Linked DNA regions of Homo sapiens: region 2 is linked to region 1. Evidence: chromatin loops called from intact Hi-C (ENCODE). Cell type or tissue: heart right ventricle. All regions are shown on one strand.

Region 1 (2,500 bases):
CTTTAGGGATTAGTTCAGGGGCAGGCATGCGACCCAATCCAGGCCAATGAGAAAGACATCTGAAATTGGTGCAGAGTTGGTAAAACAAACAAAAAAAATACAGTCAAGTTGTATTCTTTTATGCGTGAGTTGTTCAGCTAGCTGTTAAACTAGAAGGATGTGAGCTGAGAACTGCACATCACCATTTCACCTGTAAAAACACACAACTCTAGGAAAACAGAGCTGACAGATGGAGAGACCAAGTCCTGCTGGCTTCATGGACTGTGTGGATGACATTCCTTAACTTTCAATTAGGGAAGCCAATCCATTTCTATTGCTTATTATTGTCATTGTTGTTTAGTTCTTATCACCTGCAATCAAGAGTCTCCTGCTGACCAAGACACAGCTTATTTATATTTTTGGCTTCTATGAAACATCAAAGTGAGTTTTGGCCCATGGCAGGTGCTCAGTAAATGTCAGATCCAATTAAGCCATAACTCACAGAATGAAATGCAATGAATTCCAAATCTGATTTATCTAGAGCCTCAAATGAATCAAGACTTTACATAATAACCTACATAAGTAGGAGAACTATATTTTTCGGAGTATTTTTATTTATCTTCATTTTAGAAGTGAGAAGCAGAAGGCCTGGAGAGATAAACTGATTCCTTCAGTCCCGGAGGAAGTGAGTGGAACAATTGTAGAATCCGGCCCCAATGTTCCTTTGTCTTCCTCTGTCCCCTGAGGCAGGTAGTGTAGGAGTAGGAATTTTTGGAGTCACCCAGTTGGAGTTGAAACCTCATCTCCACCAGCTGTGATGCACCACCTCAGCCTCTAGCACCAAGTAAGTGCCAATTAGATGACAGTTTCTATTATTACCACTAATATATGTTTTGGTGATTTCTCAGTTCACCAGAAATTTTAAAATGACTCAGAAATCTCAAGGGAACATTATGTGATGAACTCCCACTGTTAAATACGAGATTTCTCTCTTAAGGGAGGAAAACAATCCCCAGCAGGTGCCTCAATGGGGGAAATGTAAGGCTTGAGTTGCTAGTGCTTGTGTTATGATTCATTTTCCACCCATTATTCATAGGCTTTCTTCATTCATAGTAAAATGGAACTTTTCTGTGTTCATTGAGCTGAGATTATTATTCAGGTACTGTCAGAGAATTGCTAAGTTTCATTAGTTTTAGAACCTAATTTAGGCTGATATCCTTATAAGTTACAGTAGGAACTTCTCTGTAGGTTAAGGAGATGTGATTACTATGGCTGAATAATAAAATGTACAAATGAACAAAAAATGTAGACCTGTAAACCTAAAGGGACTCCAGAAGTTCTTGCCTCAGGTTGAAGAAAAAATTGAAGAAGAATTGCCTCCTTTATGTGACTTTGTGTCTCATCATTGTCCTAACTAAATGTTAAAGGACAGATCTGTGTGGAAAGCTCCAACCAAATAAACAAGGCTAAAATCAAGGTTTTCTGACCCACTTAAAAGGCTATTTGGGGCTTCTGTAGACAAGGTTTCATTATGATAACTTTTTTTTTGTTTAATCTAGCTAGACCAAATGTGAGTATTTCTTAATTTTGTTAAAAAATGAACACACCTGGTGATTTTTTTACATTCTTAAAATGTGCACAATTTAAAATATAATACTGAAATTGAAAGCTTGCCAATTCAGGAAAGGAGAAGGCATCCTTCTCACTGGGGGGTAGAAGCATTATTTTATTACTTTAATTGCTGAGCTGACAAGTTTACTTCTGTGACAAAGGTGTGTCCCCAGATTTTTAAAGAGAAAGCTTCAGAAGAAAGGGATGCTAGGGAAAGGGCATTAACCTTTGGTACCCAAGGTTATTGCCAAGTATTGTGCATGACGCTAAACACATGTGAGCTCCTCTAGTTCCCTGTAAAACCCTTGAAATAGATTCTCCTACTCTACAGAAAGGGCCTTTGAGGAACTGAATAAAGTGCCTATGATCTCCTCAGAAATAAAAGGCAGTGTTGAGATATTTTTTCATCAGTGTTGTGATTAAAATAACAAACAAAAGCAAAAACCTTCATGCTTTATGCTTTTCCTAATCCATCCATGTTCTTATAAGTCAGCCATTCATGTTTAACTTTAGTAACTTTGTTATATGGATGCAAGCAGGAGAATATCTGAGCAGGTAGCCAGACCATAGTTCCTAGCCTCTCTTGAAGTTTTGTGGCCATTTGACTAAAATCTGGCCAAAGGAATGTGGTGTGTGTGATCACTGCCACCCCAAACCTGGCTCATGAAACATCCTGTGCAATCCTCCAAGCTCTATTATTGCATCTCCTAGTCATATTCAAATGATCTAACGGAGGCCCCTGAGGCTCAGTGGATACTGGAGCACCTAGTTGGAAAGAGCCTGAGGCTTTAATGACTATATGACTCTATACCAACTCAGAATGAATTGTGACATGCCTTGAAAATCTTTTCTAAATTAAGCATCTGAAAATCGGGGGTTATTCATTATGTAGTCAGTCTTCCCTGACAAA
Region 2 (2,500 bases), 670 kb after region 1:
GTTATTTCTTTGGGCCTCCAGAAAGTCAAAAGCAAAATGCCTTGAACATTCCAAAAAACTGTTGCCATAACCTTTGCTCTTAACCGGTCTGCTTTGGCTTTGACTTGACCACTTCCACCTCTTGGTAGCCATTGCTTTAATTGTGTTTTATCTTCAGGATTATATTGGTAAAGCCGTGTTTCATCACCTTTTACAATTCTTTGAAGACATGCTTCTCTTGAACCCACTGGTTTAAATTTTTCATTGAAAGCTCTGCTGTTGTCTGCAACTGATCTGGTCGCAATGGTCTTGGCACCCATTGAGTGGAAATCTCAGCTTTAATTTTTGAGTCAGAATTGTGTAAGCTAACGTCCGTCAAGATGTCTGTGGTGTTGACTGTCATTCCTGTTGTTAATCACCAGTCCTCTTCAGTTGGGATGCAAACAAAATGGATTTTTGTCCTCACAAATTGATGCGGATGTTCCGTCACTGCAGGCTTTATCTTCAACATCATCTCATCCTTTAAAATGAGTTGTCCATTTTTTTTGACCCCTGAACTTTTTATTGGCCTCCTCCTCCCCAGAGCGGACCCTACTTCTGCTGGCTTAATGTTTTAGAACTTTGGTGTCACTGGTCTCGGGCACCACTTTGCCATCCACTATCCGGTGGCTGGTGGTCTTTTGGATGTTTTGCATGGAATTGCTGCTGTCCAGGGCATCACCAAGATTGAAGTCCTCGCCATCTTCCAGCAGGTGTCGATCTTAGCCTCCAGCTTGACCTTGATGTTTGGCAGGACCTCGTACTCCTGGGCCTGGTGCTGCCTCTTTGCCCGGGTCTGTGCCAGCTCCGACTCCAGGTGCAGGAGGAGCCCATTGAGCTACTCCATCTGCAGGGCATAGCAGGCCTCCACCTCCCTCAGGCCATTCTCCAAGCTGGCCTCCAGATTTCTCATCAAGTCCAGGTCCATCTCCAAGGACTGGACTGTAAGTCTCAGCTGCACGAGCACCATCTCAGCAGCTCCAATTCCGGCAGACTGTGTGGTGATGACTGTGGTGCTCTCCTCAATCTGCTGAGACCAGTAACCTGTCTAGTTCCTGTCGGTTCTTCTGAGCCAGCTCATCGTATTGGGCCCAGATGTCTGCCATGATCTTGGCAAGGTCCTGAGATTTAGTGGCATCTACCTCCGCAGTCACCCTAGAGCTGGCAATCTGGGCTTGTAGGCCTTTTACTTCCTCTTCATGGTTCTTCATGAAGAGCAGCTCCTCTTTGAGAGCCTCGATCTGTGTCTCCAGCTGCAGCCAAGTGACATTGGTTTCATCAGTGACCTTGCAGGAGCCCATAATGTTGCTCTCCACAGACTGGCGCACGGCCAGCTTTGTCTCATACTTGACTCTAAAGTCATCAGCAGCAAGACGGGCATTGTCGATCTGCAGAACAATGCGGGCATTGTCCACAGTATTTGCGAAAATTTGAGCCCTCACGTCCTTGGTGGTCTTGAAGTAATGGCTCCAGTCTCTGACCTGGGGTCCCTTCTTCTCCAGGTGCCCCCAGATTTTGGTCTCTAACTTCTAGTTCTTGGTCTCCAGGCTCCTCACTCTGTCCAGGTAGGAGGCCAAGCAGTCATTCAGGCTTTGCATGGTCTGGCCATTCAGACTTTGCATGGTCTCCTCCTCGTTCTGGATGCCTCCCTTTCCTGCCAGACCCCCGGCCATCCCCACGGCCAGGTCCCCGGACCTCAAGCCGCCCTGGAAGCTGGTGGAGCAGGACATGGAGATCAGGGAACCAGAGCTCCCGGCACCTGCATAGACGCCAGCCACGCTGCTGACCAGCCAGGCACCATAGCTGGGCGCTTGGACGGAGTCCAGGAAACAGTAGCTGGTGGAGAAGGTGGAGCAAGTGGTGAAGCTCATGCTGTCCAGGGAGGAGAGTGAGAGGACAGGACTCAGACTTTGCCAACGACCAAGTTATCCATTTTTAAACTGCTGATTTCTTTAGGCCATTATCCTCATAAGCTTTTTCAAAATTACCAGTGATTTTACCATTCTTCCACCCAAGCTTTACCGTGTAGTTAATATTTGTTCTTGCTTCAATTTTAGCAGAACTCATGTTGCACTGATACTGGATGTTTTCAGACTGATGTCTTATCCTTCTTAGTGCCTCAAACTAGATGCCGTTTACACATGTTATAACAAGTTAGTAGTTTATTTTGGTGCAAAACATTTTTGAAACCTATGCATAGGTTTTTTATAATATGCGTTTTCCATGAACTTTGAAGACCCCTCGTACTTTTACTTATTTGCCATTTGGTGATTTAAATAAAATATAAGTGCTCAGCCTGCATCTTTTTTTTTGTCATATTATTTCTACTAACAGCTAACATTTACTGGACTATTAATATGCCAAGTACAGAGTTAAGTATTTTATCTACAATCTCATATAATCCTTACAGCATCCAGTGAGCAAGCCCCATAAATAGTATCCCAGGTTCTATTATTATTTCTGTCTTAATGAATGTAGAAAC

Evidence for each region. Hi-C counts contacts between places; a loop is a spot of excess contacts. Peaks named below come from ENCODE experiments on the same cell type or tissue, not always from the same donor. Only the 100,000 strongest peaks of a DNase experiment are listed, where the experiment ranks them.
Region 2: it touches region 1 in a loop (6-fold over the local background); 1 of 110 quality-filtered maps calls a loop at or near these places.

What each region holds. Positions count from the first base shown.
Region 1 is chr4:18,581,433-18,583,932 of GRCh38, reverse strand. The region is part of intron 1 of LOC105374510 (a long non-coding RNA gene); the gene reads right to left. Among named protein-coding and RNA genes, the nearest start is that of LCORL, 560 kb to the right of the region's middle. In heart right ventricle, no CTCF peak of the experiment used is centred here; no DNase peak of the experiment used is centred here; H3K27me3 peaks cover 463 bases.
Region 2 is chr4:17,911,063-17,913,562 of GRCh38, reverse strand. The region is part of intron 4 of LCORL (ligand dependent nuclear receptor corepressor like); the gene reads left to right. It also overlaps the pseudogene KRT18P63. Among named protein-coding and RNA genes, the nearest start is that of NCAPG, 100 kb to the right of the region's middle. In heart right ventricle, no CTCF peak of the experiment used is centred here; a DNase peak (open chromatin) is centred at 1,424.